Linked DNA regions of Homo sapiens: region 1 is linked to region 2. Evidence: read pairs that join two places in POLR2A ChIA-PET (ENCODE). Cell type or tissue: OCI-LY7. All regions are shown on one strand. Links, peaks and the distances in the headings refer to the core of each region. The heading gives the core; the rest is flanking DNA.

Region 1 (12,693 bases), core at 1,458-9,457, 51 kb after region 2:
GCTGGAGGGGAGTGGCGCGATCTCGGCTCAATGCAGCTTCCACCTCCTGGGTTCAAGCAATTCTCCTGCCTCAGCCTCCCGAGTAGCTGGGACTACAGGCATGTGCCGCCACACCTGGCTAATTTTTGTATTTTTAGTAGAGACGGGGCTTCACCATGTTGGCCAGGATGGCCTCTATCTCTTGACCTCATGATCCGCCCACCTCGGCCTCACAAAATGCTGGAATTACAGGCATGAGCCACCACGCCTGGCCCTTTCTTTTTTCTTTTTCTTCTTCTTCTTCTTTTTTTTTTTTTTTTGGACAAGGAGTCTCTTCCATCACCCAGGTGGTAGTGCAGTGGTGCCATCTGGGCGTTTATTGCAGCCTCAAACTCCTGGGCTCAAGGGATCCTCTCACCTCACTTCCCAAAGTGTTGGGATTACTTACAGGCTTTAGCCACCACCCCCTGGGGCTAGGAGTCTAGTTTTAAAAAGCCTTTTCAATAGTCCAAGTGAGAGAAAGTTTTAAGACAAGCATCTTCATAGTCTGCTCTAAATTTGCTGATGAGCTCAGATTCACTTGTATTATTCATTAATTTATCTAAGAAAGGGCAGGAAGGAATAACCAAATCCCATCTGATTCATACCTCTCCCCTTACTTCTCGGCTGTGGCCTTTATCTCTTTACCAGCTCACTGCTGCTCAGCCACACTGGTCTGATTATTCCCTAGACATGCCAGGCACACACCAGTCTCAGGGCCTTTGCAATTCTGCTTCACCCCAAACTTCCCTCACCGGCTTGACAGCTCAAATACATCTCCCACTTTGGGAGGCAGAGGTGGGAGGACTGCTTGAGCCCAGGAATTTGATACCAGCCTGGGCAATATAGGGAGACCTCATCTCTATTAAAAAACAAACAGGCCAGGCACGGTGGCTCACACTTGTAATCCCAGCACTTTGGGAGGCCGAGGTGGGTGGATCAAGAGGTCAAGAGATCGAGACCATCTTGGCCAACATGGTGAAACCCCGTCTCTACTAAAAATACAAAAAATTAGCCAGGCGTGGTGGCGGGTGCCTGTAATCCCAGCTACTCTGGAGACTGAGGCAGAGAATTGCTTCAACCCAGGAGGCGGAGGTTGCAGTGAGCCGAGATCGCACCACTGCACTCCAGAGCGAAACTCCATCTCAAAAAGAAAAAAAAAATTACCTCCTCAGTGCAGTCTTCCCTTCCCATCCTATTTAACATTGTAATATCTGCTCAACTCCCCAGCACTCTGTGTCACTCTCTCCCGCTTTATTCCTCTCCATAACACACCTGACATACCATATATTGTACTTACAATATGTTTTTCCCACTAAAATGTAAGCTCTTTGAGAAGAGGCATGTCTGTCTGTTTTATGTACTGCAGTCTCCTCAAGGGCACACCTGGCAGATAGAAGATACTTGAGAAATAAAGCCAGCGTGGTGACTCAGGCCTGTAATCCCAGCACTTTGGGAGGCTGAGGCAGGTGGTTTACCTCAGGTCAGGAGTTCGAGAACAGGGTGGCCAACGTGGTGAAACCCCATTTCTACTAAAAATATAAAACTTAGCCAGGCATGGTGGTGTGCATCTGTAATCCCAGCTATTCGGGAGGCTGAAACAGGAGAATTGTTTGAACCTAGAAGACAGAGGTTGCAGTGAGCCAAGATTGCACCAGTGCACTACAGCCTGGGCGACAGAGCAAGACTTCGTCTCAAAAAACAAACAAACAAACAAAAAAAAAAAAGAAATATTCACTGATCAAATGAATGACCCGAGCTCAAAGCTGTTTTGGAGAGAAAGTCTTCTTCATCTACTATTCTATCATAAATTTTAATTTATTTATTTATTTATTTATTTATTTATTTATTTATTTAGTCAGAGTCTGGTTCTGTCACCCAGGCTGGCGTGCAATGGTGCGATCTCTGCTCACTGCAACCTCCCCTCCTGGATTCAAGCTATTCTCCTGTCTCAGCCTCTCAAGTAGTTGGGGTAGCTGGGACTACAGGTGTGCACCACCATGCCCGGCTAATTTTTGTATTTTTAGTAGAGATGGGGTTTCGCCATGTTGGCCAGGCTGGTCTTGAACTCCTGACCTCAGTTGATCCACCCACCTTGGCCTCCCAAAGTGCTGGGATTACAGGCATGAGCCACTGTGCCTGGCCCTCTATCATGAATTTTAATATCTTCATTGCTCCACCAGTACTTCCACCATCAAGTCCACATTCCTTAGCACAATATTCAAGGATAGCCCTTTACAATCTGTCCCCCAGTTCCCCTTCCCAGTCTCTTGTCCCAGCGCCTTTCTCCCCATGTACTCTGCCAAATCTGAGCCACCCTTAGCTCCTTGAGCAGGACGTGAGCTTTCCTTGGCCTAAGCCTTGCACCCACATTTCCACAACCTGACCTCCTTCCTTCTGCTGCTCCATTGGGTGAACCCCTCAGCATATACAAAACCTCCTCCCCAGAGCACTAACACCTCCATTACACTACTGTATTGTACAGTAATCCCACCTTATCTTCGGAGATGCTTTCCAAGACCCCCAGTGGATGCTGAAACCAAGGATAGTACTGAACTTGATTGCTAGCAGTCAGAACACATTTCTGTTAATGTCTTCCACCCACAAATTTAATGCTTTTTCCATCTTAACTAAGCAATTATCATGCACTGTGGCCATAATTTTTGCAGGTTGAGGTGTGACAGCAAAACCAGCATGAATTTATTTTTCCTTCTTAACAATTTCATAGCTATAAGATTTGTTCTTATGGTAGATCTTAGCAACCTCAGCTTGCAGTTTTTTTCTTTCCTTAGTAAGCTGAGAACTTTCACCTTTTCACTTAAAGGAAATACTTTATGGCTGCTCTTTGGCATATCTGAATTGCCAGCACCATTATTCTTGTGCTTTGGAGCCAATATTAGGTAAAATAAGTGTTCCTTGAACACAAGTGCTGTGATACAGCAACAATCAATCTGATCAGCAAGAAGGCTACTAAGTGACTAATGAGCAGGTACAGCCTGGATACACTGGAGGAAGGGAGGATGCATGTGCCAGGTGGGACGGAGTTGGGTGGCACAGGATTTCATCTTACAGTGGGACGGAGTTGGGTGGCCCAAGATTTCATGTTACTCAGAGCTACACACAATTTAAAACTTCTGAATTATTTGTTTCTGGAATTTTCCATTATATACATATATAATATATAATTTAAATATATAATATATAATATGTATATATAATATATTATATATTATATATGTATATGTATATAATATATTATATATTATATATGTATATGTATATAATATATTATATATTATATATGTATATGTATATAATATATTATATATTATATATGTATATGTATATAATATATATTATGTAATATATGTATATTATATATTATATCATATATATTATATATGATATAATATATAATTTAAATATATAATATATAATATGTATATATAATATATTATATGTATACGTATATATTATATATTATATAATATATATTATATACGTATATATAATATATACATATATTTTATATACGTATATACGTATATATGTAATATATAATGTATACGTATACGTATATAATATATTATATATTATATACGTGTACATATACATTATATATTACATATATACGTACACGTATATAATATATAATATATTATATACGTATACATATATAATATATACAAATATAATATATTATATACATATATATATTATATATATATTTTAAGATGGAGTTTTGCTCTTGTTGCCCAGGCTGGAGTGCAATGGCACGATCTCGGCTCACTGCAAGCTCCGCCTCCCAGGTTCAAGCAATTCTCCTGTCTCAGCCTCCGAGTAGCTGGGATTACAGGCATGCACGACCACGCCCAGCTAATTTTGTATTTTTAGTAGAAATGGGGTTTCTCCATGTTGGTCACGCTGGTCTTGATCTCCTGACCTCAGGTGATCTGCCTGCCTCAGCCTCCCAAAGTGCTGGGATTACAGGCGTGAGCCACCGTGCCCGCTGATATATATATATATATTATATATATATATATATTATATATATATATTATATATATATATATATTATATATATATATATATATTTTTTTTTGAGACAGGGTCTCACTCTGTCACCCAGGCTGCAGTGCCATGGGGCAATCACAGCTCACTGCAGCCTCAACCTCCCCAGCTCAGGTGATCCTCCCATCTCAGCCTCCTGGGTAGCTGGAACCCCAGGTGTGTGCCACCACACCTGGCTTAATTTTTGTGGAGATAGAGTTTTCTGTAGAGATGGCGTTTTTGCCATGTTGCCCAGGCTGGTCTTGAACTCCCGGGCTCAAGCAATCCTCTCGCCTCAGCCTTCCAAAGTGCTGGAATTACAGGCGTGAGCCACCATGCCCAGCCCATTTAATATTTGCATTTTAATTTTATGTATATACGTATATTTTGAGACGGAGTCTTGCTTTGCTGCCCAGGCTGGGGTGCAGTGGAGCAATTTCGGCTCACTGCAACCTCTGCCTCCCAGGCTCAAGCAATTCTTGTGCCTCAGCCTCCTGAGTAGCTGGGATCGCAGGTGAGTACCACCAAGCTCCGCTAATTTTTTGTATTTTTTGTAGAGACAGGGTTTTGCCATGTTGGCCTGGCTGGTCTCGAATTCCTGACCTCAAGCAATCTGCCCCTCTCAGCCTCCCAAAGTGCTGGGATTCCAGGCATGAGCCAGCGCGCCCGGCCCCCTTTAATATTTTTAGACCTCAGGTTAACTAAAACCTCAGAAAACAAAACCACGGATAAGAGGGGATGATTGTAATGTCACGGGTTATTTGGGGTTGCCTCTCTACTGTATGGGTGGCCTCCAAACTGGGCTGACCATCAGGACCACAGGGCAGCTTATCTTATTTTTCATAGTAGCTTTAAAGCTAACTAAATATGGCCTTAGAAGGACTCCGTACTTCTTTATTTGAGTCCTCGTGGACGAACTGCAACCTAGCTTAATAGATAGACAAGATTGAAAACCTAATTTAGGAGTATGCACCTGTAACAATAGCTAAGTCAGGACCACAGGGCAGTTTATCTTATTTTTCTTAGTCGCGTTAAAGCGAACTAAATATGGCCTTAGAAAGACTCTGTACTTCTTTATTTGAGTCCTCGTGGACGAACTGCAACCTAGCTTAATAGACAAGATTGAAAACCTAATTTAGGAGTATGCGCCTGTAACAATAGCTAAGTCTTGGCCAGTCCCAGAAGCCATACTTCAACTGCTGAGTGTTCAAATAAGACAAATGCCTCCAGGCGCGGGGGTTGACGCCTGTAATCCCAGCGCTTTGAGAGGCCTTGGCGGGCGGATCACTTGAGGTCAGGAGTTCAAGACTAGCCTGGCCAACATGGTGAAACCCTGACTCTACTAAAAATACAAAAATTAGCCGGGCGCGTTGGCGCGTGCCTGTAATCCCAGCTACTACTTACGAGGCTGAGGCACGAGAATCGCTTGAACCCAGGAGGTGGAGGTTGCAGTGAGCAGAGATTGCGCCACTGCACTCCGGCCTGGGCGACAGAGCAAGATTCAGTCTCAGAAATAATAATAAGGCAAACGCAGAGCTGTAACCAAGCCAGCTGTTCTGTACCTCACGTCCTATTTCTGTTCATCACTTCCTTTTTTTGTCTGTAAATCTTACACCACGTGGCTGGAGTCTCTGAATCTGCTGTGATTCTGCCGGCTGCCCGATTGGCGAATTGTTCATTTAATTCAGCTGAGATTTTTATCAGTAGACTTCCAGACTCCACCCTAGACCTACAAAATCTGTCTCTGGGGGAGGGGCCAGGGAATCTGTATTTTATAAAGTTCCTCCATAGACTGTAGTCATCAGAGAGTAGTGGGGGGAACCTCTGCAGTTTAAAGTCCACATCCTCGTGAAGCCTGGCAGATTAGCCCCTGCTAGCTCCCTACGCAGTTTCTTACCACCTCTGTAAAGCTCTAGCAATAAGATCCCTGTGACAAGTGTCTCATTCTGCCACATTGTATCGTTATTTGCCTGCATGTCCCACCCTGATCACATTCATCCTCCTGTCTGCCCACATGTCCTATTTCCTACCAAAATGTGAGACATTGAGAATAGAGACCCCTTCTGTTACCGCCACAGATTATATGAACACGGATGCTGGGTGCAGTCTTGCAACATGCGTAAGGAATAAAACCAGGAAATGCCTCTAAATAGAGTGCATGTAGGAAACTCTAAGTAATTTTTTTCAGTTCTTTTTTGTTTGACCAGGAAAAAAGATGACCAACTAGGAATGACCAACCTAGAAACGCCTCTAGTTTGACTAGAAAAAAGTGACCAACTAGAAATGCCTCTAGATGGAGTGCACATAGGAAACTGCAAGTAATTTTTTTCAGTTCTTTTTGGTTTGATTAGAAAAAGGATGACCAAAGTTGCCAGGTTAGATGGCAGGGGATGACCACCCCTGGATTTGATTATACACATTTTACTGAAAGAAACAGGTCCAGGGACACTCAGGGTCAGAAAACCAAGTAGAGCAGACAAGGACATCCTAATTCTGGAACCGAGATTGCCAGCATCCTACACAGGCTTCTTCCTCAGTGTGGGGCCAGGCCACACCCTCCACTAATTTCTCCTGGGGCCTTTGTTTGAGTGGAGCCACTTCATTAGCATGTAACAATGGAGAAATCCGAGGTGCCCTGTGTTTTCCATTTATATTTTAAGTGCCAGCAGTCACCAGGCGCCTCCATTGTTATTGCTGTTAGCTGAAGTTAATGGTTTCTTATTAAAAATCTAAGGTCCTCCCTCCCTCCTTCCCTTCCCTACCAGGTTATCTAAAGAGTGAATTCCCGGATCAGCCAATTGCCCTTTCAGGAGTGGCTTAGGGAAGCTGCTTTTAAATAGTACCATTATCATTGCGATTAGTGTTAACGCGGAGCCTGTCTTTCATTTCTTGAAATCTTTCTGGGAAGGCACGTTCCAGATACCCATCTTAAGAGAATTTCAATAACCAGAATTTCCAGTCTGAAGGCCTTCCAACTGCAGCGTGGCACAGTAGGAAGTATGGAGATCTCAGGTCAGGGCTTAATCAGGAATCTTAACCTGAACCTCAGTCTGAAATCCATGAGCCTCAATGTCCATCCATGTATGTAAGCTATCTGCTTTTGTATCCCAAGCTTCTTTAAGGTACACATCATGCAATCTATTGAAAACGATGTGTCAACTTTAAACCCTCTTGAAAACCTGCCATGTGCCAGGCACTAAACTAGAAGCTTTACACATTTTATCTAATGAGGTAGGCCTTATACCCTTATTTTACACATAAGAAACCAGATTCCTCTGCTGTCCCACCCCCGAAACACTCACACATTTTTAACTCCAACTCATTGATTCTATCTGGGAACCTCCCACTCTCCCTTCCATCCCTCAAACATAGCCTTCCTTGCCCTAGTTCTTACCTAGAGCATTTCTCTCCCGAGTTACTGACAATGCCTTGTGTTTTCTTAGGTTCCTTTTTTTTTCTTCTTCTAATTTTATTTTTGAGACAAGGTTTCTCTCTGTCGCTCAGGCTGGAATGCAGTGGTATGATCACGGCTCACTGCAGCCTCAGCCTCCCAGGCTCAAGTGATCCTCTCACCCCAGCCTCCCAAGTAGCTGCGAGTACAGGCGTGTGCCACCATACCCAGCTAATTTTTGTACTTTTGGTAGAGACAGGGTCTCACTATGTTGCCCAGGCTGGCCTCAAACTCCTGGGCTCAAGTGATCCTCCTGCCTTGGCCTCCCAAAGTGCTGAGATTACAAGCATGAGCAACCACGCCTGGTTGGGATTCAAAATCTTAATGGTCTCATGACTGAGCTGTTTTCTGCAGCTCTCATCACCTGGACTTGGAATGCTGGAGGCCACTAAACTTTGTGAGTCCTAAACAAACAATTATGTTGTTCAAAGAATGGGCTGTTTAAGGTCAGATATTAGCTGGTTGTCAAAATGCCAGCTGTGAAGTTGTCCTTACAGGGTTAACAAAAATTCTAGACAGAAATATAGTTAAAATTAAGCATTAATCAGGCTGTACTTGACCCACTTCCTTGTAACTGAAAGCCATATAGCACGAGATACTGACCATTTGCATCCTCCTCATTCTTCCTATAGATAGAATTTCTGATGTCAGAATCATAAGGTTTTGTTTAATAATTGCTTAAAGTAGCAAGGAATATCACTGTTTTTTTTAAAAAAATGCTGGGCAAAGTGGCTCACGACTGTAATCCCAGCACTTTGGGAGGCCGAGGTGGCAATCACCTGAGGTCAGGAGTTTGAGACCAGCCTGGCCAACACTTGCTCTGAGTGACAGAGCAAGATCCTGTCTCAAAGAAAAAAAAAAAAAAAGTTATTTTTGGTATTTTAGTGCCTAAGTACATCAAAGCATGACTATAACTATGTTTTTTTTTTTGTTTTTGTTTTTGTTTTTTTTTGAGATGGAGTCTTGCTCTGTTGCCCAAGCTGGCAACAGAGTACAGTGGCGCAATCTTGGCTCACCACAACCTCTGCCTCCTGGGTTCGAGCGATTCTCCTGCCTCAGCCTCCTGAGTAGCTGGGACTATAGGCACGTGCCACCATGCCTAGCTAATTTTTGTATTTTTAGTAGAGACGAGGTTTCACTGTGTTGGTCAGGCTGGTCTCAAACTCCTGACCTTGTGATCTGCCTGCTTTGGCCTCCCAAACTGCTGGGATTACAGGCGTGAGCCACCGTGCCAGGCCAGACTGTAACTATCTTAGAAGCATATACTGTTATGTGATAGCAGGAGACATCTGGACATTCTGCTGTCATAGGAGTTTGTCCTTGCAGGCGAACTAAACTGCTTCCTTAGTCATAAACATCTTATGACCATGGGGAGGACTGGCAAGGAATGTGTCTTTCTAGTTTAAAGATGGAGTTGATTTTAAAATGGTGTCACCTTGGCTCGGCTATCTTCCTGTTTCTCTAACAGGAGGACCACTTGAGCCCAAGAGTTTGAGACAAGCCTAGGCAATATAGTGAGACCCCTGTCTCTAATTAAAAACAAATGAACAAAATATATATATATATTTTTTAATGTATGTATATGTTAGATACATAATTTTTTAAAATGTTGCTTAAAGACCAGGCATAGCGGCTCATGCCTGTAATCCCAGCACTTTAGGAGGCCAAGGAGGGAGGACTGCTTGAGGCCAGATGTTTGAAACCAGCCTGGGCAACAGAGTAAGACCCTGTCTGTACAAAAAAAAAAAAAAAAAAATCAGTAACCTCCCAAGTGAGTATAGTCCCAGTCCCTTGGGAGGATGAGGTGGGAGGATTGCTTGAGTCCAGGAGTTCCAGGCTGTTGCAATGAGCTATAATTGCCACTGCTCTCCAGCCTGGGTGACACAGTGAGACCCCGTCTCAAACAAACAAACATAAAAAGAACTGTTGGCTGGGAGCAGTGGCTCACGCCTGTAAACCCACCACTTTGGGAGGCCGAGGTAGGTGGATCACGAGGTCAGGAGTTCGAGACCAGCCTGACCAACATAGTGAAACCCCACCTCTACTAAAAATACAAAAATTAGCTGGGCATGGTGGTGTGCACCTGTAATCCCAGCTACTCAGGAGGCTGAAGCAGGAGAATCGCTTGAACCAGGGAGGCAGAGTTTGCAGTGAGCTGAGATTGCGCCACTGCTCTCCAGCCTGGGCGACAGAGGGAGACTCTGTCTCAAAAAACAAAAAAAATTGTTTAAGATGTTTTTCAGATCCTGAATTCCAGCAAACAGTTGATGCCACCCAGTTTAAAGACTCCCACAGAGAAATGGAATCAGCATGAGAATACAGTTTCTTCATCTCCCTGTCCTAAGAATTTGTCCTGAGCTCTTGGACCAATCAACACTCTCCACACTTCTTGCCTACCCCAAAACTCTTAAAAACCCCAGCCCCAAACTCCTCGGGGAGACTTAATAGTTTGGGTTGGGGATTGATGTGTTTCTGGTTGTATGAAGGATAGTTGTATTATGTTAGGCGTAAATATGACCTTATTATTGTCTTTATTTGAAGATTATGGGCTGGGTGCAGTGGGTCACGCCTGTAATCCCAGCACTTTGGGAGGCTGAGGTGGACAGGTCACTTAAGGTCAGGTGTTTGAGACCAGCCTGGCCAACATGGTGAAGCCCTGTCTCTACTAAAAATACAAAAAAAAAATTAGCTGGGTGAGGTGGCAGGCACCTGTAATCCCAGCTACTCAGGAGGCTGAGGTGGGAGGATTGCTTGAACCCGGGAGGTGGAGGTTGCAGTGAGCTAAGGTCATGCCACTACACTCTTGCCTGGGCAACAGAGTGAGACTCCGTCTCAAAATAAATAAATAAATAAATAAAATAAAAGATTATGTATGATTTCAGGAGATGTGTAAGGGTTTAAGCTAACAAGGGGTGTACGTGTGACGGTTAATATTGAGTGTCAACTTGATTGAATATATATATTCCATTGGTTCTGTCCCTCTAAAGAACCCTGACTAATATATCCTTGGTATTCAGTACCAGTCTTTTCTTCACATATGGGTATCTATAACAAGAAGTTCTCCATAGGATTATAACGTAACAGAAAGCCCACGACTTGCATTGTCTGATAACTCACCCACATTCCCATCCCCTTCGCAGAGATGGGCTCAGGGCCATGTGTATTATTTGGGACCCCGCTCCCCTGTCCCTAGCTGACTGGCGTACGGGAAGACCCCTGACTCCTATGGGTCAGTTACTCAAGAGTCTGGGAATGGAGTGGAGACTTGTGAGTCTATACTTGATCTAGGCATAGAGCAAACCCATTTGCAAAGAAAGCAGAATAAAGCAGGGATTATCAGTGTAGTTCCAGAAAGGAGACAGCACACACACTGAAAAGCCCAGAAAACTGCTGCCTTGGCTCCTCACAACCCTCTAGTTCTAGATTTCAATCCCTCCTGAGGCTGGTTTTTGGGCCCATGGGTTCAGTATTCCTGGCCTGAGCAGGCTTCCATTGTTCACAGCCACAGAGCCCTCTCTAATTGACAGTAGCCATCTGGACAAGAGACTGAAGGGAAGAAGTGGTTTGAATAGGTATTACTGAGAAGACTTGGGAAATAACCTAAATCCCAGCAAGAGGCTGGAGCATATCCTTAGGACTGGAAGGGATATACTGACAGCTATAACCTAATCAATTGCTACTGTGACTGAAACAAGGTTACTGAATGGCACAGGACTCTACAGATGCCCCTCAACTGATGATGGGGTTACCACTGGGTAAATCCATGGTAAGTCAAAAACACACTTAATACACCTCATCTACCCAGTGTCACAGCTAAGCCTAGCCTACCTTAAACACACTCAGAACACATAGTAGTCTACAGTTGGGCAAAATCATCTGACACAAAGCCTGTTTTATAATAAAGTGATGACTATCTCATGGAATGTATTGAGAACAGTACACTGTAGAGTACATTACAGGTTGTGTATCCTCATGATTGTGTGGCTGACCAGGAGCTACAGCTTCCTGCCACTGCCCATCATCACAAAAGAATATCACAATAAGCCTGGGAAAAGACCAAAATTCAAAATTTGGGCTGGGCGCAGTGGCTCACGCCTGTAATCCCAGCACTCTGGGAGGCCGAGGCGGGTGGATCACCTGAGGTCGGGAGTTCGAGACCAGCCTGACCAACACGGAGAAACCCCATCTCTACTAAAAATACAAAATTAGCCGGGCATGGTGGTGCATGCCTGTAATCCCAGCTACTAGAAAGGCTGAGGCAGGAGAATCACTTGAACCTGGGAGGCGGAGGTTGCGGTGAGCTGAGATTGCACCACTGCACTCCAGCCTGGGCAACAAGAGCAAAACTCCATCTCAAAAAAAAAAAAAAAAATTTGAAGTAAGGTTTCCACTGAATGTGTATGGCTTTTGTACCATCATGAAGTCGAAAAATCTTAAGTTGAACCATCATAAGTCAGGGACCATGTGTAGTACAAAATTCGTGCATTGAATTGTTTACTGAATGGCTAACATTAAAAGGCAAATTATCAATTTGGGAAAAAACTTTTTTTTTTTAATTTTTTTTTTTTTGAGACAGGGTCTTGCTCTGCCACCCAGGCTGGAGTGCAATAGCACGATCACAGCTCACTGCAACCACAAACTCTTGGGATCAAGTGATTCTTCTACCTCAGCCTTCCAAGTAGGTAGGACTACAGGCATGCACCACCATGCCTGGCTAATTTTTAAATTTTTTGTAGAGACAAGGTCTTACTATGTTGCCCAGGCTGGTCTTGAACGCCTGGCCTCAAGCGATCCTCCTGCCTCGGCCTTCCAAAGGCCTGGGATTAGAGGTGTGAGCTACTGTGCCCAGCTGGGGAAAGAATATTAATGACAAAGGGAAAATACTTTTTCAAAATATAGACAGATCATTTTCCCCTGTCAAGGGTATTTACAGCCTGGGTATTGTGGCTTATGTCTAATCCCAACTCTTTGGGAGGCCAAGGCAGGAGGATTGCTTGAGACCAGGAGTTCAAGACCAGCTTGGGCAACATAGAAGACCCCATCTCTACAAAAAATGTTTTAAATTAGCTGGGTGTGGTGGCATGTGCCTGTAGTTCTACCTACTCAGGAGGCTAAGGCAGGAGAGTCACTTGAGCTTAAGAGTTTGAGGCTGCAGTGAGCTATGATCCTGCCAT
Region 2 (12,693 bases), core at 2,819-10,818:
TCCGGGAGGGAGGTTGGGGGGTCAGCCCCCCGCCCGCCAGCCGCCCCGTCCGGGAGGGAGGTGGGGGGGTCAGCCCCCCTGCCCGCCAGCCGCCCCGTCCGGGAGGTGAGGGGGCGCCTCTGCCCGGCCGCCCCTACTGGGAAGTGAGGAGCCCCTCTGCCCAGCCAGCCGCCCCGTCCGGGAGGGAGGTGGGGGGGTCAGCCCCCCGCCCGGCCAGCCGCCCCGTCCGGGAGGTGAGGGGCGCCTCTGCCCGGCCGCCCCTACTGGGAAGTGAGGAGCCCCTCTGCCCGGCCAGCCGCCCCGTCCGGGAGGGAGGTGGGGGTGTCAGCCCCCCGCCCGGCCAGCCGCCCCGTCCGGGAGGGAGGTGGGGGGGGTCAGCCCCCCCGCCCGGCCAGCCGCCCCGTCCGGGAGGTGAGGGGCGCCTCTGCCCGGCCGCCCCTACTGGGAAGTGAGGAGCCCCTCTGCCCGGCCACCACCCCATCTGGGAGGTGTACCCAACAGCTCATTGAGAACGGGCCAGGATGACAATGGCAGCTTTGTGGAATAGAAAGGCGGGAAAGGTGGGGAAAAGATTGAGAAATCGGATGGTTGCCGTGTCTGTGTGGAAAGAAGTAGACATGGGAGACTTTTCATTTTGTTCTACACTAAGAAAAATTCCTCTGCCTTGGGATCCTGTTGATCTGTGACCTTACCCCCAACCCTGTGCTCTCTGAAACATGTGCTGTGTCCACTCAGGGTTAAATGGATTAAGGGCGGTGCAATATGTGCTTTGTTAAACAGATGCTTGAAGGCAGCATGCTCGTTAAGAGTCATCACCAATCCCTAATCTCAAGTAATCAGGGACACAAACACTGCGGAAGGCCGCAGGGTCCTCTGCCTAGGAAAACCAGAGACCTTTGTTCACTTGCTTATCTGCTGACCTTCCCTCCACTATTGTCCCATGACCCTGCCAAATACCCCTCTGTGAGAAACACCCAAGAATTATCAATAAAAAAATAAATTAAAAAAAAAAAAAAAGAAAAGAAACATTCAGAGCAGACCAAGTAAGAATTATCGAGCAACACTAAATTCAGCAGCAGCAAGGATAGACTCACAAAGTTACAGCATAAAACACTGCAGAACATAAACATCAATAAGTTACTGTAAAAGGGGCTTTATTTTTCACATTTCATTCCAGTGCTTTTCAAAATTCTTCTTTCAAGATTTAACACAAAGTGGATGGGAGACTAAACTTAAGAGTTACACTGGACGCCGGGCGCAGTGGCTCATGCCTGTAATCCCAGCACTTTGGGAGGCCGAGGCGGGTGGATCACCTGAGGTCAGGAGTTTGAGACCAACCTGGCCAATATGGTGAAACCCCATCTCTACTAAAAGTACAAAATATTAGCTGGGCATAGTGGCGGGAGCCTGTAATCCCAGCTACTCTGGAGACTCAGGCAGGAGAATCGCTTGAACCCAGGAGACGGAGGTTATAGTAAGCCAAGATCACGCCATTGCACTCCAGCCTGGGCGACAAGAGCAAAACTCTGTTTCAAAAACAAAGAGCTGGGTGCGGTGGCTCACGCCTGTAATCCCAGCACGTTGGGAGACCGAGGCAGGCGGATCACAAGGTCAGGAGATCGAGACCATCCTGGCTAACACAATGAAGCTCCGTATCTACTAAAAATAGAAAAATTAGCCAGGTGAGATGGTGGGCGCCTGTAGTCCCAGGTAGTGGGGAGGCTGAGGCAGGAGAATGGCGTGAAGCCGGGAGGCGGGGCTTGCAGTGAGCCATCACTGCACACCAGCCTGGGTGACAGAGCCAGACTCCGTCTCAAAAGAAAATAAAAAGGAAAGAAAGAAAATTGTGTTGACCTCATAGACCCCCTGGAAAGGATTTCAGGAACTGCTGAACTAAATGCAAAAGAAATCTTACCTTAAAGTACATATTAAATGAAAACCAAAAATTGGCTAAGTATGAGTTTTTTACTTTACTGACTTTAAGAAATTTACCACAGAAATTTTATTTCCACAGTGTGAGATACAAGGACTCATCAGTTATTCTATAGCAAATCAGGATCCCATCAGAAATTTAAGCTATTTCTGCTTTATATTTATTCAAAGAACACTGCATCGGGCAAAAGCTGCCCAATACTGTAATAAATTCCAAGTCCATATGGAATTTTATATAGTCTCAACATGCTACTGTACTATTTTTCACTTGCTATCAATTTTAAAACAAAGAATCAGAACCAAATTATCTAGCACCAACAGAGCACCATCCATCCTCTAATTCATTAACACCCCAGCAAGCAGCTTCCTAAAACACAATTTCTATTTCTCCCGTTTTGATAAAAAGGCCTCAATAACTTCCAACCAACCACCATTAGGGTAAAAACTAAACTTTCACGGCTTATACATCTAACAATCTGCCTTGCCACATGTTTTAACAAGGACCTGTGTTCTCCCTTCCACCCTACCCCCAGCAAAAAAAAAAAAAAAAAAGTAAATTTATTGATGTGCCTACCAACGTGTTCTGAGGCTATGAGGAAGCCATAAAAGTCCTACCCTGAATTACAGTCCATCCTGGATTCCAGGCAAGAATATATACCTTCAGATTTGGTGAGTACTATAAAATTACACAGCATACTCTGGAAGCATGACAGAGGAAATTCATGTCATGTAGCTTGATGAGCCAGCAGAGGCTTCTCTGAAGAAATCAGTCTGAACGGACACCAGAAGGGAAAGGGGGTGGATGGCTGGGCCCCTGTCTTTGGTAATTAGAGAACACTCCTCTGGATAAGGATAGCCCAGGTATCTGTACTTGGGCTTGGTCTGACTGAGGGAATTTACTGCTTTTCCCTTCACATCCTGCTAACTCAGCTAAAAACCTCATTAGGGAGTGTCTCCCAGTTTTAAAGCTCAAAATCCCTCATTTAGAGAACCCCTCAGTCCCCAGCAAATGAGGACAATTTGATCACCCTAGCCCTCATATTACCCAAATGAAGCATTAAACTTATGGTACCATAATAGCTAAAAATTTAAAAGACTGAAAGAACATAGACCAACTGGAGTTCTCATACATTAACAGAGGAAGTGAAAAATTGGTCCAACCACTTTGGGAATCTGTGTGGCAAAATCTACTGAAGTAAAATTTCTGTGACAAGTTTCTTCCACCACATGAACCAACAATGTTTCTCCTAGGTAATTACCCAAGAGAAATGAGAGCATAAGTACACCAAAAGACCTGTACATGAATGTTCATAGGAGCTTTATTTGCAGTAGCCAAAAACTGGAAATAAGCCAAATGTTCAGTAATAGGAGAACAACAACTAAGGCTGGGTATGGTGGCTCACGCCTGTAATCCCAGCACTTCAGGAGGCCGAGGCAGGTGGACAGCTTGAGCCCAGGAGATCCAGACCAGCCTAGGCAACAGGATGAAACCCCATCTCTACAAAAAAATACAAAAATTAGGACTGGGCAGTGGTTCACGCCTGTAATCCCAACACTTTGGGGGGCCAAGATGGGTGGATCACCTGAGGTCAGGAGTTCGAGACCAGCCTGGCCAACATGGCAAGACCCCCGCCTCTACTAAAAATACAAAAATTAGCCGGGCAAGGTGGTGGGTGACTGTAATCCCAGCTACTCAGGGGGCTGAGGTGGGAGAATTCCTTGAATCCGAGAGGTGGAGGTTGCAGTGAGCCAAGATCATCCCACTGCACTCCAACCTGGACAACAGAGCAAGACTCCATGGGATCAGACAAAAACAGCTGGCAGTGGTGGTGCACACCTGAAATCCTAGCTACTCCAGAGGCTGATGCAGGAGAATTACTTGAACCTGAAAGGTGGAGGTTGCAGTGAGCTGAGATCGCAACCCTGCACTCCAGCCTGGGCAGCACTGCAAGACTCTGTCTCAAAAAAAATTAGGTGGGCTTCGTGGCGTGAACCTGGAATCCCAGCTACTCAGGAGGCCGAGGTGGGAGAATCCCTTGAGCCTGGAAGTTCAAGACTGGCCTGAGCAATATAGTAACACCTCATGTCTACAAAACAAAACTTAGAAAGTTAGTCGTGTGGCGGCACGCACCAGCGAGAGGGTCACTTGACGGAGACCCTGCCTCAAAACAACAACAACAAAACAGACAAGGCAGTGCTCAGTGCTTACACAGTGTTGTGAGCAGTATTTATTTACAAACAGCCACACTGGAAAAACTTAATAGTTCATAGCGTATTGGATAGACTACACAAAAAGGTCTTGCCTCTGTAAGAGGGAATAATTAAGCCCCAGGCTGAGCACTGCTCCACACTCACTTAACAAATCACAGATGCAACAACCAAACATCAGGCTGTTTCCAAGTAACTTAAATGCATCCCAGAACAAAGTTCAAGTTGATTTATAATAATAAAAAATGGGTCAGGGATGGTGACTCACACCTTAATCCCAGCACTTTGGGAGGCCAAGGCGGGTAGATCGTGAGATCAAGAGATGGAGACCATCCTGGACAACATGGTGAAACCCTGTCTCTACTAAAAATACAAAAATTAGCCGGACGTGGAGGCGCATGCCTATAGTCCCAGCTACTCGGGAGGCTGAGGCAGGAGAATTACCTGAACCCGGGAGGCGGAGGTTGCAGTGAGCCAAGAACACGCTACTGCACTCAAGCCTAAGCGACAGAACATGACTCCATCTCAAAAAGAGAAAAAAAGAAAAAAGAAAAAAATCCAGAGACAAACTCTACTCAGCAAATAAAAGATGTAAAAGAAATGAACCATTGAGCTAATCACAGTGGCTTACGTCTGTAATCCCAGAACTTTGCGAGGCCAAGGCAGGCAGATCAGCTGAGGTCCGGAGTTCAAGACCACCCTGGCCAACATGGCGAAACCCCATCTCTATTAAAAATACAAAAATCAGCCAGGTGTGGTGGCGCATCCCTGTAATCCTAGCTACTAGGAGACTGAGGCACAAGAATCGCTTGAACCCAGGAGGCAGAGGTTGCAGTGAGCGGAGATCACACCACTGCACTCCAGCCTGGGTGACAGAGCAAGACTCGGTCTCAAAACAAAACAAAGAAACATGGGCCTGAATGGGAAAGGGGATGCAAAAAAAAAAAAAATTAATAAAAAGAAACATGGGCCATATATACTATAGGATGTAACCTTTTTCAAACCTTTAACCAGTTTGGAAACCAAAAGTCAGAAAATTAATAGTCTACCATGGACAAAATGGAAATAAGAATCAGTTGGAGGGTAAAGGATTATAACTTCACTTCCTGCAACCATCTGCTATAGTACATTTCATTCTGGGAGCCCTTCACTAACAAATTTCTTCTAATCCTGTTGCCCTTTCCCCTTTACAGCTGTTCATATGAAAAGACAGACAACCACAAGCAAGTTTTTTTGTTTTGTTTTGTTTTTTTTGAGACAGAGTCTCGCTCTGTTGCCCAGGCTGGAGTGCAGTGGCGCGACCTTGGCTCACTACAACCTCTGCCTCCTGGGTTCAAGCGATTCTCCTGCCTCAGCCTCCTGAGTAGCTGGGACTACAGGAATGTGCCGCCACACCCAGCTAATTTTTTTTGTATTTTTAGTACAGACAGGGTTTCACTGTGTTAGCCAGGATGGTCTCAATCTCCTGACCTCGTGATCCGCCCGCCTCGGCCTCCCAAAGTGCTGGGATTACAAGCGTGAGCCACCATGCCTGGCCCATAAGCAAGTTTTTTAAAAAGTCTTGAAATGGAAAACATTTCCCTAACTGTATAGAGAACAGAGTAGTCTGAAAACCACCTAAACAAAAGAAGAAATGAAACTCCTTAAGCTACAAAAACCCACCAAATGAGTCAACCATATTATACCTTAATGACAAAAAGAATTAAACAAAAACAGGAAATAAAATATTTTATTTTGTTATCTTTAGGGATATCTTTACAACATCTTAACCTTGAATAATTTTCTACCATGATGAAATTAATTCCTGTCAGGAACTGCAGTTTCACCCACATGAATTACCACTACTCTTTTCTTTTTTTTTGGAGATGGAGTCTCACACTGTCGCCCGGGCTGGAGTGCAGTGGCGCAATCTCGGCTCACTGCAACCTCCACCTCCCAGCTTCACGCCATTCTCCTACCTCACCCTCCTGAGTAGCTGGAGGCGCCCGCCACCACACCCGGCTAATTTTTGTATTTTTTTTAGTAGAGACGGGGTTTCACTGTGTTAGCTAGGATGGTCTCGATCTCCTGACCTTGTGATCCACCCGCCTCGGCCTCCCAAAGTGCTGGGATTGGGATTACAGGCATAAGCCGCCGCGCCCGGTACCACTACTATTAAATGTAAAGCAAGTTTGGCTAGCCAACTATTTTTATAATGTTGCTAGAAAGATGCACAAATCCCCATAATATGAAAACATGTGCAGCTTTAAAGACTCATAGAAGTCTTATAAACATGGACACGATGCAACACTGGCTCAGGAAAAACTTGCGGAAAGGAACTGGCATGAGGTACACTGAAAGGATATGGGACATTAGCCACCGTCCTGAGCCCTGAGCTGTCACCACTAGCAAACGAAGTTAAAAAGGAGAGCAGCCACAACCATTCTCCACATTCCTAGGTGTCAAGAAAGGGGCAGAGTGAACTAAGGCTTCAGATGACCATTTTCCAACTTCCTGGCTGGAAGGGACAACTGAAAATGCATGCCACTAGCACAACTCTAGAAAAGCCTCCAGTGGTACCCACTTCCCATGTATGTCAAGGCTTCTGTGTTAATGTGAAAGTCCTCCAGGGGGCCCAGTCAAAGCTACTGTTTTCTGCATGTCTTATGATTTGTAGGGGCTTTTATTCATTTAATCGCTACAAAAACCCTCAACACAGGAAGGGTAATAAGGTAGAAAGTATTAATGAGTCCCTTGTAAAGATGAATTAAGGCTCAACAACGTTAATTTATCTGCCCCATAATGCCAAATTATACAAACATATAACAAAATGCAGTATATTTATCTTATCCAAAATAAATTTTAAGGAGATAAATAAAACATACAAAAGAAGCATTTAGAGGACAGGATACTAATCCAGTTAGGTGACCTTAGACCTAACCAAGGACTCAACCAAAAAATACAGAGGGTTTAAACAGATTATGTATAAGGTCCTTACAGGTCTAAAATTCCGTGATTTGGAATGCTAAATGAAAAATACTTTGGACTACCTAAATATAGAGGCACTATATTAAGGTAAAAGCACTATTTAGAAATAGAAGTAGTGAAGGCCAGGCGCGGTGGCTCACGCCTGTAATCCCAGCACTTTGGGAGGCCGAGGCGGGTGGATCACGAGGTCAGGAGATACAGACCATCCTGACTAACACAGTGAAACCCCATCTCTACTAAAAATACAAAAAATTAGCTGGGTGTGGTGGCAATAGTCCCAGCTACTCAGGAGGCTGAGGCAGGAGAATCACTTGAACCCAGAAGGTGGAGGTTGCAGTGAGCCAAGATCATGCCACTGCACTCCGGCCTGGGCAACAGAGCAAGATTCTGTCTCAAAAAAACAAAAAGAAAAGAAAAGAAATAAAAATAGTAGCAAAAAGATCCGGAATTCAGTGAATGTACACTATACTTCAATAAAAAGATTTGTTTTAAAAAGATAACTTGGCCAGGCGCAGTGGCTCATGCCTGTAATCCTAACACTTTGGGAGGCTAAAGTGGGCAGATCGCTTCACCCCAGGAGTTCAAGACCAGCCTGGGCAACGTGGCAAAACCCTGTCTCTACAAAAGGATACAAAAATTAACCAGACACGATGACACACAACTGTAGTCCCAGCTACTCAGGAGGCTGAAGCAGGAGGATCAGTTGAGCCTGGGAGGCAGAGGTTGCAGTAAGCTGAGATGGTGCCACTGCACTCCAGCCTGGGCAACAGAGCAAGACCCCATCTCAAAAAAAAAAAAAACAGGTGGGTGAGGTGGCTCACACCTGTAATCCCAGCACTTTGGGAGGCTGAGGCGGGCAGATCACAAGGTCAGGAGTTTGAGACCAGCCTGGCCAACATGGTGAAACCCCATCTCTACTAAAAATACAAAAATTAGCTGGGCGTGGTAGTGCACGCCTGTAATCCCAGTAACTCAGGAGGCTGAGGCAGGAGAATTGCTTGAACCCAGGAGGTGGGGGTTGCAGTGAGCCGAGATCATGCCACTGCACTCCAGCCTGGCCAACACAGCAAGACTCCATCTCAAAAACAGAAAAAAAAAAAAAAAAAAAAGATAACTTGTCGGCCAGGTGCAGTGGCTCACTCCTGTAATCCCAACACCTTGGGAGGATTAGGCAGTAGGATCACATGAAACCAGTACTTTGAGACCAGCCTGGGCAACACGGTGAGACCCCATTTCTACAAAAATAATAATAATAATAATTTTTTAAAAAGATGGCCAGGTGTAGTGGCTCATGCCTCTAATCCCAATTCTTTGGTAGGCCGAGGTGGGCGGATTGCCTGAGCTCAGGATTTCGAAACCCGCCTGGACAACAAGGTGAAACCCCGTCTCTACTAAAATACAAAAAAAAAATTATTCACCGGGCAATGCAGTTTGCTCCTGTTGTCCCAGCTACTCAGGAGGCTGAGGGAGGAGAATTGCTTGAACCCGGGAGGCAGAGGTTGCAGTGAGCCAAGATCGCACCACTGCACTCCAGCCTGGGCGACAGAGCGAGACTCTGTCTCCAAAAAAAAAAGATAACTTGTGGAAAATTTTAGATTAGCTACTTCAAGTATAAAAATGATTTTCATTCTGTAAGTCCACAGACAGCAAAAAAAAAATTAAGGATTTTCAATCAACTAGTCACATGAAAATATACAACATGAGCCTGTATTCTTCCAGACCACAAATTAAGCCACACAATGACAGAAGTAAAGCTAACACAAGGCTTTCTAAAAAGCTTAAGAATATCTAATTGCTGGAATGCCTCATTTAATGATCAATAAGCAATGTGACATCAATTTTAAAGTATTAATACAGTACTTGCTTTGTTCACAAAAAATATAAACCATTAACATTCAGAAGACCAGATCAATAAGAAAATGTATATCATAAAACATAATTAACTTGTCAAATAATAAACCTTTATAATATTTACAGTTGATAATAATCTGGTTAATGAGACACAAACTTGCCATAACTGCCAATTACAAAATGTCACTTACAAAAATAAAAACTCCATAAAATAGCAAGAGAAAAATGTCCTTTTAAATGAAAGTTGATTACTTTAATGCTGTGATAAAAAATAGATTTTATGCCAACTCCAATCAAGGGGTAACAGCTGGCTAGAAAGGACCAAGTGGGCCCAAGGGCAGAGTAAGGACTCAGTATCTTGGTTGGGCCCTGGCTGCAAAAGGAGAGTAGCAGGCTGACTGAGGTCTATGTGCCTACACACTTCATAGACTAAGAAACAAAAAGCCATGGGCTATGTTCTCAAAATGTAAAATGTTATAAGAAAATACAACACACATCTTAAAAATCAACTATGTTTAGCTTTATTCCTAATAAACTTTGTGACTGAAGTACAAAATTAGAAATAAGAAAAAGTTTTTCAAATGCCAGGATGACCTTTTATTGTTCTTTTATTTTCCCTTCTCTCTTTAGTATTTCTCTCGGAAGTATTAAGATTTCAAAAACTGGGCAGAATGAATCACAGACAAATGCTTTCAGAAACTTAGATGGGGACATATATAATGTAAGATGGACTTAACTTACATGTAGAATAAAATGGACTTACATGTAAAAGCATTTAGAGTGTCTGGTATTATGTGTTAGCTCCTACTATTATTGTTAAATCATTATTGTAACTTATTACTAAGTCATAAGTTACTAAGTAAAAAGTTACAATAATAATTTTTAAAATTTTTTCCAGTCCTATGTGATCTGAAAAAATATATATATACCCAAATACCGTTTACTTAAACATGGGAAGGTAGAGGACAAGGAAAGAAGAAAAGCTAAGTAAAATGTATTTCCTTGTTCTAATAGGAGAAGAAGTCACGGAAAAATGTAAGGTTAAACACGTCAGTTTACAATTAGGAATATCTGCTTTACTTCCTTTATTGGAGTAACTAAAGGTTTCTTTTATTATTTTCCCCCTACAAATTAATTTAGCAAAAGTTAAACTCAAAATAGGCAAAGAATATAAACAGTTCACAGAAAAGGACACACATGTGGCCTTTTAAAAATATAAAAACATGCCGGGCACAGTGGCTCACGTCTGTAATCCCAGCACTTTGGGAGGCCGAGGCAGGCAGATCACGAGGTCAGGAGATTGAGACCATCCTGGCTAACACGGTGAAACCCCATCTCTACTAAAAACACAAAAAAATTAGCCGGGCATGGTGGCAGGCACCTGTAGTCCCAGCTACTCGGGAGGCTGAGGCAGGAGAATGGCGTGAACCTGGGAAGTGGAGCTTGCAGTGAGCTGAGATCGCGTCACTGGACTCCAGCCTGGGTGACAGAGCGGGACTCTGTCTCAAAAAAAAAAAAAAAAAAAAATGAAGCTCCTGTTTAGCCTTACTACCTTGGTTTTGAATAAGAATAGATAACTATGGCCCAGTGTGGTGGCTCACACCTGTAATCCCAGCACTTTGGGAGGCCGAGGCAGGCAGATCATGAGGTCAGGAGATCAAGACCATCCTGGTTAACACGGTGAAACCCCATCTCTACTAAAAAATAAATAAATGAATAAATAAATAAATAAATAAATAATTAGCCAGGCGTAGTGGCAGGCTCTTGTAGTCCCAGCTACTTGGGAGGCTGAGGCGGGAGAATGGCGTGAACCCAGGAGGTGTAGCTTACAGTGAGCTGAGATCGCGCCACTGGACTCCAGCCTGGGCAACAGAGTGAGACTCTGTCTCAAAAAAAAAAAAAAAATATATATATATATATATATATATGTATATTTATATATGTATATATGTATATTTATATATGTGTGTATATATATATTTATATATATATATAAAAAGATGTTCCACTTCAGTCATAAGAAATTTAAGATACAATCCCACCAAGGCACCATTTTTAATCTGTAAGATTAGTAAAGATTAAAAAATTTAATCCTAGGCCTGGTGCAGTGGCTCCCACCTGTAATCCCGGCACTTTGGGAGTCCGAGTTGGGTGGATCACCTGAGGTCAGGAGTTTGAGACCAGCCTGGCCAACATGGTGAAACCCTGTCTCTACTAAAAACACAAAAAATTAGCCGGGCATGGTGGTGCACACCTGTAATTCCAGCTACTCAGAAGGCTGAGGCATAAGAATTGCTTGAGCCCGGGAGGCAGAGGTTGCTATGAGCTCAGATCATGCCACTGCACTCCAGCCTAGGGACTGTCTTTTAAAAAAAAAAAAAAAAAAAAAGGGGCCTGGCGCATGGCTCCCTCCTAGCACTTTGGGAGGCCAAGGCAGGTGGATCATCTGAAGTCAGGAGTTCAAGACCAGCCTGGCCAACATAGTGAAATCCCACCTCTACTAAAAATACAAAAATTAGCCAGGCATGGTGGTGTGCGCCTGTAATCCCAGCTACTTGTGAGGCTGAGGCAGAAGAATCGCTTGAACCTGACAGGGGGAAGTTGCAGTGAGCTGAGATCACACCACTGCACTCTAGCCTGGGTGACAAAAGAAGACGTCTCAAAAAAAAAAAAAAAAAAAAACTTAATCCTATACTGGTAAAAATGGAAGGGAATGGGCACTCATTCATTGCTGGTAGGTGTAAATTGGAAGAATATCTGAAGCAATTAATTTGGTAATATCTGTCAAAATCACAATGCATATAACCATTTATTTTTTATAGAGATGGGGTCTTGCTATGTTGCCCAGGCTGCTGAAATGCAGTGGCTATTCACAGGTTCCATTGTAGTGTACAGAGCAAAACTCCGTCTCAGTAAATAAATAAAGACTCCATATCAATAAATAAATAAAGATAGATGCCATAGTCCTCCGAGTACTAAATGACATATATAGTCACACACCACATAACATTTAAGTCAACAGCAAACCACACATATGAACAACGGTCCCTTAAGGTTATAATGAAGCTGAAAAACTCCAACTGCCCAGTGACACTATAGCGGTAATATCATGGCACAAAGCATTACTCACATGTCTGTGATGATACTGGTATAAACAAACCTACTGTACTGCCCATCAAATAAATGTATAGCACATAGAATTATGTACAGTACTAACACTTGACATAGATAATGACTATGTTACTGATTTATGTATTTATTATACTATACTTTTTTTTGTTTTGACACAGAGTCTCGCTCTGTCACCCAGGCTGGAGTGCAGTAGCACGATGTTGGTCAGGCTGGTCTCAATGTCCTAACCTCAAGTGATCCGCCCACCTCGGCCTCCCAAAGGGCTGAGATTACAGGTGTGAGCCACTGCACCTGGCCAATATACTATATGTTTTATTGTTGTTTTAATTCTATTTAATTTTTTTTTTTTGAGACAGAGCCTTGCTCTGTTGCCAAGGCTGGAGTGCAGTGACATGATCTCGGCTCACTGCAACCACCACCTCCTGGGTTCAAGCGATTCTCCTGCCTCAGTCTCCCAAGTAGCTGCGATTACAGGCCCATGCCACCACACCCAGCTAACTTTTGTTATTTTTTAGTAGAGACAGTGTTTCACCATATTGGTCAGGCTGGTCTCGAACTCCTGACCTCAACTGATCCCCCCACCTCAGCCTCCCCAAGTGGTGG

The links. Peaks named below come from ENCODE experiments on the same cell type or tissue, not always from the same donor. Only the 100,000 strongest peaks of a DNase experiment are listed, where the experiment ranks them.
Region 1: POLR2A ChIA-PET joins it to region 2 with 10 read pairs; 5 of 35 experiments call an interaction of 5 or more read pairs at or near these places.

Annotation. Positions count from the first base shown.
Region 1 is chr2:42,540,230-42,552,922 of GRCh38, reverse strand. It overlaps a transcript of MTA3 not described here. Among named protein-coding and RNA genes, the nearest start is that of MTA3, 22 kb to the left of the region's middle. RefSeq lists enhancers at 5,039-5,544, 6,440-7,326. In OCI-LY7, for the core only: a CTCF peak has its summit at 6,258; DNase peaks (open chromatin) are centred at 5,122, 5,692 and 6,632; H3K4me3 peaks cover 2,911 bases; H3K27ac peaks cover 3,414 bases.
Region 2 is chr2:42,592,899-42,605,591 of GRCh38, reverse strand. The region is part of intron 3 of MTA3 (metastasis associated 1 family member 3); the gene reads right to left. The region is part of intron 2 of LOC105374555 (a long non-coding RNA gene); the gene reads left to right. Among named protein-coding and RNA genes, the nearest start is that of MTA3, 31 kb to the right of the region's middle. In OCI-LY7, for the core only: CTCF peaks have their summits at 6,552 and 6,758 (motif pointing right); DNase peaks (open chromatin) are centred at 5,351, 5,761 and 6,741; H3K4me3 peaks cover 1,739 bases; H3K27ac peaks cover 2,824 bases.